Regions from separate parts of the Homo sapiens genome. Here region 2 is linked to region 1. Evidence: chromatin loops called from intact Hi-C (ENCODE). Cell type or tissue: heart right ventricle. All regions are shown on one strand. Each heading gives the region's core, and the rest is flanking DNA. Links, peaks and the distances in the headings are about the cores only.

What was found. Hi-C counts contacts between places; a loop is a spot of excess contacts. Peaks named below come from ENCODE experiments on the same cell type or tissue, not always from the same donor. Only the 100,000 strongest peaks of a DNase experiment are listed, where the experiment ranks them.
Region 2: a loop joins it to region 1, with 2.3 times the contacts of the local background. A loop is called at or near these places in 24 of 110 quality-filtered maps.

The regions. Positions count from the first base shown.
Region 1 is chr7:140,592,330-140,597,701 of GRCh38, reverse strand. The region is part of intron 3 of DENND2A (DENN domain containing 2A); the gene reads left to right. Among named protein-coding and RNA genes, the nearest start is that of DENND2A, 46 kb to the left of the region's middle. RefSeq lists enhancers at 3,079-3,373, 3,311-3,811. In heart right ventricle, for the core only: no CTCF peak of the experiment used is centred there; a DNase peak (open chromatin) is centred at 3,218; H3K27ac peaks cover 3,230 bases.
Region 2 is chr7:140,644,151-140,649,522 of GRCh38, reverse strand. It overlaps LOC105375535 (a long non-coding RNA gene), which reads right to left. Exons shown (of 6, transcript XR_928047.3): 2 at 1,652-1,802. It also overlaps the pseudogene RN7SL771P. Among named protein-coding and RNA genes, the nearest start is that of DENND2A, 6.0 kb to the right of the region's middle. RefSeq lists a silencer at 2,215-2,390. In heart right ventricle, for the core only: CTCF peaks have their summits at 2,277 and 4,192 (motif pointing left); no DNase peak of the experiment used is centred there; H3K27ac peaks cover 447 bases.

The DNA.
Region 1 (5,372 bases), core at 151-5,150:
TGGGCAGGCGAGTCAACCTGGGGAACAGTTATTCCCATTATCTTTTCTCTCTTAACTATCATCTGCGCTTTTCAGTCTTCCAGTGTTTTCTTTATAAACAGCTAAAGTTACTTATTTCAGTCCAAAGATGAAATTTTTCTTGGCCAGTTTGAATATGGTTTCATCAGCTGTGTTTTAACAATTTTGACTTTGGGTTTTTCATTTTGTTTAAAATAGTACAATGGAGGTGATTAGGGCAAGATATTCACTTTCTACTCTTAAAAAAATAAAGTATGCTCTTTATTGTGGTCCTATCTCTTAAAAACAAAAAGGACTGTACCACGAATTTGGCAGACGCACCACCCTCTTTGAGGGAGGAAAGCCAAACCAAGGTTGAAGAAAGAAATGATTAAGGATTTAGAGGTTATGAGGGTTTCAAATTTCATGGCCAGGCTGTGTGTGCCTTAGAGAATGTATTCAGCTTATTTTCATAGGCCAATTATTTCACCTCCTTAAGAGCAAAACCAGCGGATTCAGATCCTCGGTTTAAGAAAGCGTATTTTTCTTTTTCTCTTCCTGTTTCTCTCTCTTCTTTTTTCTTTTCTCCTCTTCTCTTTCCTTCCTTTTCCCTCCTTTTCTCTCTCCCTCTCTATTTGCTGTCTTCTCTTTTCTTTCTTCATTTCTTTAAAGCCCCAGGAAATTAAATGCAAGGACTTAGGCCTTCAATCCTAAAATGGAAAATGAGAAACCCTCAAATGTCAGGAAATTCCAAAGATAAGGTTCCTACAACAACATTAACTTGGTTATATGTGTTTTATGGCATACACTTAATAGCTCTGGCAAGAATGCCTTAAGGCCGACATTTAACAAGAAAAGTTACTACTCTTTAAGTGTGAGCACCATCCTGAATTCACATGTATCTACATACTCAAAATGTCTTAACTGGAATTCAGATTTTTAAATTTTAGTTTAACCTGGTCATGTGACAGCTTGTAGATCTTTATGAAACCAAATAACTGCAATGACCAAAATTTCAACTTTTCAGCTGATTATTTTGGCATCATATAGATTTGGCCTTTCCTTGGAGCTTTAGTGTAAGACTTTCAGAACTTCTTGAGGACGTGAAACCTCAGTCATTATATGGCTGCCAGATCACACTGTGCTGTTATTGATTCCATAATTTCCATCTTCTATGGGACTGATACGGATCCCCACAGCTCTCTGGCTGGGCAGCAACCCTCGGCTCTCACAGGTTTAACAGTTAAAATTAACTTACCAGCCAAGCTGTGGTCCATCTCAGTCAGCAAGGCATCCCTGAGACAACTCGGAATTACCACGTCTAAAAACTGAATGTTTCAAGTCTTCAAAGGAGCGCATTGTTTGATTAAGTTGATGTTTAGAGCAAAAGCTACTCTGGAAGCTTCTGAGAAACTTGATTTAGTAAAGCCATTTATTTCAATAGAAGCTGCATTGGAAAACAGAGAGACGGTGCTTGCTCTTCCAAGGTTGCTGTTGTCCATTACAAGAGTGATTTTCATGTCATTTCTCATTGAAAGGTGGAAATCGTTGGATATTAGCCACAATGAGGGACAGAAATAGTTTTTCCTTCTGACATTTAGGGTTTAGATCCAGGATAGAGAAAAGCAGAAACCCTGTGAGTGATCCTAGTACACGGTGGAGGAGTTACCCGATAACAGAATGCAAGCTGAGAGCTAACGGAAGTCTCCTCCTGCCTAGCCGCCTGCCCTGAGCACCTGGTGGTAGGAAAGCCCTTCCTGAGTATGGCGAGCCATGGGGAAGAGCTGCCGTGGCCACTCAGGAGAGACAGGCAGAAAGACTCTGGCAGCTGGAGGAGGAGGATGGAAGTCAGCGCGTGGCATCCTTGATTTCTAACCCAGCTGGATGATGTTTTAAATGGTCGCTAGGTGCCAGGCTAGCCAAGCTTTTTTTTTTTTTAAACAGGGTCTTGCTCTGTCTCCCAGGCCGGAGTGCAGTGGTGCAATCTCAACTCACTGCAACCTCCGCCTCCTGGGCCAAGTGATTCTCCTGCCTCCGCCTCCGGAGTAGTTGCGACCACAGGCACATGCCACCACACCCAGCTAATTTTTGTATTTTTTGTAGAGGCAGGGTTTTGCTATGTTGCCCAGGCTGGTCTTGAACTCCTGGACTCAAGCCATCTGCCTGCCTCAGCCTACCAAAGTGCTAGGATTATAGGCGTGAGCCACCACACCTGGCCTGTAGCCAAGCTTTTTTAATCCATAGAGGAAAATAATCCTGGGGGAAATGGATTCAAAACAATTTACTAAAAATTAACTCAATAATACAGCTGCTTTTTTTTTTTAAATCTTGAAGTAGGGATAAATTATAAACAGTAAATGTAGCACTTAAAACCAGCTTTTAAAATATTCATTCACGGGGCCAGGCATGGTGGCTCATGCCTGTAATCCCAGGACTTTGGGAGGCCGAGGTGGGCAGATCACTTGAGGTCAGGAGTTTGAGACCAGCCTGGCTAACATGGGGAAACTCTGTCTCTACTAAAAACACAAAAATTAGCCAGGCATGGTGGCACACACCTGCAATTCCAGCTCCTCGGGAGGCTGAGGCAGGAGAATCACATGAATCCAGGAAGTGGAGGTTGCAATGAGCCGAAATCCTGCCACTGCATTCTAGCCTGGGCACAGAGCAAGACTCCATCTCAAAAAACAAAATGGTCCAGCAAGGTGGCTCACGCCTGTAATCCCAGCACTTTGGGAGGCTGAGGCAGGCGGATGACAAGGTCAAGAGATCGAGACCTTCCTGGCCAACATGGTGCAACCCCATCTCTACTAAAAATACAAAATTTAGCTGGGCATGGTGGCACGCACTTGTAGTCCCAGCTACTTGAGAGGCTGAGGCAGGAGAATCGCTTGAACCGGAAGGCAGAGGTTGCAGTGAGCTGAGATGCGCCATTGCACTCCAGCCTGGCGACAGAGCGAAAATAAATAAATAATAAAATAAAATACTCATTCACTTATTCAACCAACAAATATTTACCACGCACCTATCGAGTGTTAGACATAGGAATGTAATAATGAGCGAGATAGACGGAGACTCTGTCCTCACGGGATTTGCAGACCAGTAATAGTTGGAAGGACACAGCTGGTGTCGTGATCATAACTCCTGTCAGTGCTGTGAGGAATCCTGGTGCCATGGGAACATTCAGCAGGGATGTGTAGCCTATCAGGGAAACAGATGGGATCAAGAGGAAGTGACGCTCGGGCCAGCGGGAGGGTGGGGAGTGGACGTTCAGTTTGAGTGAACTAATAGGTGAAAGCCCTGAGACAGGAAAGACTGCATCATGTCAGAGGAACTGCAAGGCAGGAGTGTGGCCTGAGGGCCAGGAAGGGTCTGGGGTGAGGCCTGAAGGTCTTCTGGACCTATACACAAGGTGTGGATTTGGGCCTATTACCTAAGGGCAATGGAAAAAAGGAACATTTTTAAGAAGGGGAGAGAGATAATCAGATTTGCATGTTTAAGGCCGGGCACGGTGGCTCACGCTTGTAATCCCAACATTTTGGGAGTCTGAAGGGGGTGGATCACCTGTGGCCAGGAGTTCGAGACCAGCCTGGCCTACATGGTGAAACCTCGTTTCGGGTAAATATACAAAAAATTAGTCAGGCATGGATGGTGGGTGCCTGTAATCCCAGCTACTTGGGAGGCTGAGGCAGGAGAATCGCCTGAATCCAGGAGGCAGAGGTTGCAGTAAGCCTAGATCACAGCATTTAACCCCAGCCTGGGCAACAAGAGTGAAACTCCATCTCAGAAAAAAGAAAAAAAAAAAAAAGATTTGCTTGTTTAAGAGACCATCCTGTCAGCAGCCTGGAGACTGGGTGGGCACCAATGGGCAGGTGCGGTGAGGCGATGGGGAGAAACAGTGAGGTCTTGTGGTTACCCTGTGGTGTAGCTGCCTCGGGGACTGAGAGAAGTGGGTGGGTTCAAGAGATGCTTTGGAGGTAAAACTTGGGTTAACTAGTTAGACGTAGGCAGTAAGTGGGAGGGAGGCTAGGAGTCTGATTTCCAGGTTTCAGACCTAAACCTTTGGATGGCAACACTGGGCAAGGAGTTGGTTCTCATCAGAGAGGCAATAGGATTACGAGTTCAGCTTTGAGATTCTTCCGCATTGTCCAAATGGGAGGAGCTCTAAGTTAGCATTTCATTTACAAAAATATGGAGAAGTCATGAAGAACATTCAAAATACGACTCAGAATCACAGTGTTTGGCATTGGTTGTTGAAATTTGGCTATTACATAGGTTATAACGCCCTTCAGCAAAGTTCTTTGGAACAACCAGCTCATTCTAGCATCTCTGAAACTCAGAAGCACCAAATATCAAACGATCATTTGAGGACCTGGGAAGTAAAGTGAGGCTGAGTGGAGGTTACACCTCTTCCCCAGGCTGTGGGCTCCCCAAAGGCAGGGACCTCTCGCCTTTGTATCACCCACTTTGAGCACAATGTGACTCGCATGTTTACTTATTAAACTTGCAGGCGGGATGTGGAATGAATGTTGAAAATGTTTAAATTAGAGAGAAGCCTGTTTGGATGTGGTTATCGTTCATTAACCTTTCACAGTTTCCTTTCTCTCAAAGTTAATGTGTAAATGAAGGTACTAAAACTTTCAAGTTAAAAAAAATATTTGTAGAGAACAGAATTAGGTTAGCAGTTGAAGGATTGGTGTGATCACATTTCTCCTCTTCAGGGAGCCTAATCACCTACCTAAACCTCAGAAGGGGAGGACTGATGTCCCTGACATTTATGTAGGCTGTAGAAATAATGCTAGGTGGTCCGGGCATGGTGGCTCACACCTGTAATCCCAGCACTTTGGGGGGCTGAGGTGGGTGGGTCGCTTGAGCCCAGGAGTTCAAGACCAGCCTGGCCAACATGGTGAAACCCCCCTATCTCTACAAAAAATACAAAAATTAGCCAGGCATGGTGGCAGGTGCCTGTAATCCCAGCTACACAGGAGGCTGAGGCAGGAGAATTGCTTGAACCCTGGAGGCGGAGGTTGCAGTGAGCTGAGATCGCCCCACTGCCTTCCGGCCTGGGCGACAGAGCCAGACTCTGTCTCAAAAAAAGAAAAAAAAAAAGGGCAGGGCACGGATCACCTGAGGTCAGGAGTTCAAGACCAGCTTGCCCAACATGGCAAAACCCTGTCTCTACTAAAAACGAAAAATTAGCTGGGCGTGGTGGCTCTCACCTGTAATCCCAGCACTTTGGGAGGCTGAGGTGGGCAGATCACAACGTCAGGAGATCAAAACCATCCTGGCTAACACGGTGAAACCCAGTCTCTACTAAAAATAAAATTTTAAAAAATAGCTGGGCATGGTGGCAGGCGCCTGTAGTCCCAGCTACTCGA
Region 2 (5,372 bases), core at 224-5,223, 52 kb before region 1:
GGGTGGATTTTAGTACAAAGAGGGTGATCTGGCAATGAGGACACGGATGTAATGCCTAGCTCATAACCTGGTGTGATTAAAATATTTTCTTCTCAGCCGGGCGCAGTGGTTCACACCTGTAATCCCAACACTTTGGGAGCCCGAGGCGGGTGGATCACGAGGTCAGGAAATCGAGACCATCCTGGCTAACATGGCGAAACCCCGTCTCTACTAAAAATACAAAAATTAGTTGGGCATGGTGGCGCATGCTTGTAGTCCCAGCTACTCGGGAGGCTGAGGCAGGAGAATCGCTTGAACCTGGGAGGCGGAGGTTGCAGTGAGCCAAGATCACACCACTGCACTCCAGCGTGGGCAACAGAGACTACATCTCAGGATGTAGTGGCTCATGCCTGTAATCCCGGCACTTTGGGAGGCTGAGGCAGGCAGATCACCTGAGGTCGGGAGTTCCAGATGAGCCTGACCACATGGAGAAACCTCGTCTCTACTAAAAATACAAAATTAGCCAGATGTGGTGGCGCATGCCTGTAATCCCAGCTACTCGGAAGGGTGAAGCAGGATACGCTCTTGAACCCAGGAGGCGGAGGTTGCAGTGAGCTGAGATCACGCCATTGCACTCCAGCCTGGGCATGCCAAGAGTGAAACTCCGTCTCAAAAAAAAAAAAAAAAAAAAAAAAATATATATATATATATATATATATATATACATACACATATTCTTCTTTTGGCTGGGCGCGGTGGCTGACACCTGTAATCCCAGCACTTTGGTAGGCCAAGGCAGGCAGATCACCTGAGGTCAGGAGATCAAGACCAGCCTGGCCAACATGGTGAAACCTCGTCTCTACTAAAAATACAAAAATTAGCTGGGCGCAGTGGTAGGCACCTGTAATCCCAGCTACTAGGGAGGCTGAGGCAGGAGAATTGCTTGAACCTGGAAGGCAGAGGTTGCAGTGAGCCGAGATCACGCCATTGCACTCCAGCCTGGGTGACAGAGTGAGACTTTGTCTCAAAAAAATAATAATAAAATAAAATATATTTTTTCTTCTTCTTGTTTTTGTTTGTTTTTTGAGACAGGTAAGACAGGGTCCTGTTCTGTTGCCCCGGCTAGAGTGCAGTGGTGAGATCACGGCTCACTGTAGCCTCAACCTCCCTGGTGTGTGCCACCACACCCAGCTAATTTTTTATTTTTTGTAGAAATGGGGGTCTCACTATGTTACCCATGCTGGTCTTGAACCCCCAGCCTCAAGTGATCATGCTGCCTTGGCCTCCTAAAGTGCTGGGATTACAGGCATGAGCCACTGTGTCCAGCATGATTAAAATCTTTAATGAGGGCTGGGCGCAGTGGCTCATACCTGTAATCCCAGCACTTTGGGAGGCTGAGGCAGGCAGATCATGAGGTCAGATCAAGACCATCCTGGCCAACATGGTGAAACCCTGTCTCTACTAAAAATACAAAAATTAGCCAGGCATGGTGGTGCGTGCCTGTAATCCCAGCTACTCAGGAGGCTGAGGCAGGAGAATCCCTTGAACCAGGGAGTCGGAGGTTGTAGTGAGCCGAGATCACGCCACTGCACTCCAGCCCGGTGAGAGAGTGAGACTCTGTTTCAGAAAAAAAAAAAAAAAAAAAAAAAAAATCTTTAATGAAGCGTATTACCTCACTCCTTCTCCTGACTCTGAAGAGATTGCCTCGTTGGGCCAGAAAGTAGGCAGGGAAGTCTCTCAGAAGCAAGAGGTAGGTGCCTTTCATCCTGTGCACAGAAGTCCACACAGAAGAGTTGGATTCACTGGCCTGACTGTCCTGTATTCTGAAATCACAGTGACCACAAAGAGCTACAACAGCTTAAACACAGAAAGCCATGCCTCTAAAAAGTATCCAAATCACCACATTCTTGTTCCTTTTTTTTACTGTTCAAATACATCGTCCAAAAGGAACAGAAAGAATGTAAGTGTAGAGGGTACTTGGTGTGGCAGGCTTCATATTTGAGACTTTGCCTAGTGATGAATGACCTGGAAAGTTCACACCTTTATTCTTTGCTTTTTGTCATAAACACGCCAGTCTTTATGAAGTTACAGACACTTTAATTCTTTGTGTGAAAAAAAGACAGTCCAAAATAAATTAGGGTCATGAAATCAAACAGAAATGATTCTTATCTCAAAATGATATGTTGAGATGCTGTCTGCCAATGCAGAGATTCTCCCGGATTCCCCGTGGTAAGCCAGCAAAGGTCAGCCATCCATGGTAATAAACAAAGACCATCTGCCCCACAGCACCCCTAGTGGGCCTCAACAGCTGCCCATCTTATAGTCCCAGCCAAAGCGGTAGGTGTGAGAGCGTCCCCGGAAGACAGAGGGCACAGAGGCATCTCTGCCAAAGACCAGCCCTTCGCAGCCAGGGAGGATGAAAGAGCCTTAGGGCTTCAGTCTGGGCTCTGCACACTCCTGGGTGGCCTCTGCTCCCCCTCTACCCCTCCCACTCCTATCCCACACCTCCTGGATTGCATCTGATTGGGACCAATAACAAACCAAGCCTGGTTTTGAGGTTTGGGTGGGATGCTTGGCTTGGTTTTGTTTCCTCAGAGAGAGGCAGCCAGGAGGGCCTGCAAGGAACTGGCACCCAGCTGTGTCTAGGTGGGAGAATGGGCTGAGGATGGAGTTAGAGATGGAATGAGAGAGGCAGGGGGGAGGTGGCCTTCTGTGGAGGAAAGGCATCAGGTGCCAGCAAGAGACTAGAAGGGGAGCCCTGACATCTGTAAGCCCTGACTTAGAGCCTCTCTAAGATGGCTCGGTGGGCTCTGAGCCTGCAGGGCTTTGGTCTATGGATGGGAGGGATGTAGGGGAGGCTTGGCCAAGGCTGTGTCAGGGTGAGGCTGTAGACTTTTCCCTGCCCTTAAGAGAAGTTCCTTCCTTGCTCTACCTCATCCAAACTTGTCTAAGCACAGACATGTGATTCTTCTCCCCACACCAGCTCTCCAGATGATCAATCAATCAATAAACCTCTTGTCCATCAATCATCTACTGTGTGTATAGCTTTTTTCTTTTCTTTTTAAATATAATTTAATGATTATGGTTTTTATTTTTTTTTTTTTTGAGACAAGGTCTTGCTCTGTCACACAGGCCAGAGTGCAGTGGCACAATCTCTGCTCACTGCAACCTCTGCCTCCCATGTTCAAGTGATTCGCGTGCCTCAGCCTCCTGAGTAGCTGAGATTATAGGCGTGCGCCACCACGCCTGGCTAATTTTTTGGTATTTTCAGTAGAGACAGGGTTTCACCATGTTGCCAGGCTGGTCTCGAACTTCTGGGCTCAAGTGATTCACCTGCCTCAGTCTCCCAAAGTGCTGAGATTGAGATTACAAGCATGAACCACTGAACCCAGGCTAATTATTTCCAGTTTTTTTCCTACAGATGGATTCTGACTATGTTGCCCAGGCTAGAGTGCAGTGGCTATTCACAGGTACGATCCCACTACAGATTAGCACAGGAGTTTTGACCTGTTCCATTTCTGACCTGGGCTGATTAACCCCTCTTTAGGCAACCTGGTGGTCCCTTGCTCCCAGGAGGTCACCATATTGATGCTGAACTTAGTGCAGACACTGGATTGGCAAAGTGCACCACAACCCAGGACTCCCAAGCTCAAGTGATCCTCCTGCCCCAGCCTCCCATGTGTATACCTTTCACCTATGCACCTATGCAGTGAGCCAAGATCACATCATTGCACTCCAGCCTGGGCAACAAGAGCAAGGCTCCGTCTCAAAAGAAAAAAAGAAGAAACCACGGGAAATGGGAAGTACCGAGGGATATGACAAGGCTAGCCCCACCCATCAAGGCAGGGGACAGAGCCTGAGAAAGAGCCTTCGGACACTCTCTCAAATGTTTTCATTTCCACTGAGATTCCTTTTGGATGTAAATGTTGACAGAGCATCATTTTTGTCCCAGGCACTTTGACCAGTCATGGCATTAGGTCCGCCCTGCAACTCTGAACAACGAAGCATCATTCCTGCCATTTCATGGATGGGAAAACCAAGCCCCAACGGGTTATGTGCTTTATCTGAGGTCCCACAGACCCAGACCTGTCTGGCTCAACCCATGTTCTTTTTGTTACCCCATGAAGCCTGTGAGCATCGGCTCTGCCCAGGGCCAGCTCCTCTGGAGGGAGAGTTCTGGATCAAGAACCAATCCATGTCCTCACTGTGGCTCCCCCCTCTGGAAGGAACAGGCAGTGCAGTTCCTTGGGGCATCCCTGACTCAAACCATCCCCTTGAGATCTGGCTCCCCTGCTTGGGTCACTGGGATCCATTCCTTCTTGGCCTCTTGGCTGGCAGGATCTTTCTTCTGTCTCATCACCACCTGCCTGCCCTCCCAGGTTCAAGTGATTCTCCTGCCTCAGCCTCCCGACTAGCTGGGATTACAGGCACCTGCCACCATGCCTGGCTAATTTTTGTATTGTTAGTAGAGACAGGGTTTCACCACGTTGGCCAGGCTGGTCTCGAACTCATGACCTCAGGTGATCCGCCCGCCTCGGCCTTCCAGTGTGCTGGGATCACAGCCATAAGCCACCGCGTCCGGCCTGGTTTCTTTATTTTAATTTTTATTGGAAGGCAGTCAGAGCCTGGAAGAGAGAGTCTGTTCCATCCAGTGTCGGAGCAAGAGACAGAGCCGCAGGCCCATTGAATGCATTACTCCCTTGGCTTATGGCTGAGATAAAGCCAGCTCTGTTGCCTGTGCGTGCTGGTAGACGATCCTGGACCTAAAAGGGGTGGGGAGGAAGGGGGAGTTGAGCGCTGATGTAGGAGAAGAAAAACTGCCTGCCTCCCATTCTTCAACCTTGACACTCTGTGTTCATGGGGAAAAAAAAAAAGGAGATTAGGAAAATAATAACCAACAGGAGAGTACCCGTGAGTCCTCCCATGGGCCAGGCACCATACCAAACCCTCAAAACAGCGCTCTTAGGAGGCCGCAGCCATTGCCATTTCCACCCTACAGATGAAGGGTTTAAAAAGCTGGGATTTCAAGGCTGAGCAACCTGCTGCAGAGCTGAATGTGCCCCTCCAATCAAGGCCTGCGCTCCTCAGCAGGACGCTGGAGGAAAAGGAGGGAGAGGAAGGAAGAAATGTACTGCAGTGTTCCAGGGCTGCTCTGTGTGGAAGAAACAGGGTTACTATTCAGGAGGCTGAGGTGGGGAGTTCAAGGCCAGCCTAGGCAACATAGCAAGACCTTGTCTCAATATAAATTAATTGAAATAAATGTTAAAATAAAATAAAAAAGACTGGGCACGGTGGCTCATGCTTGTAATCCCAGCACTTTGGGAGGCCAAGGTGAGGGGATCACCTGAGGTCGGGAGTTTGAGACCAGCCTGGTCAACATGGCGAAACCCCAT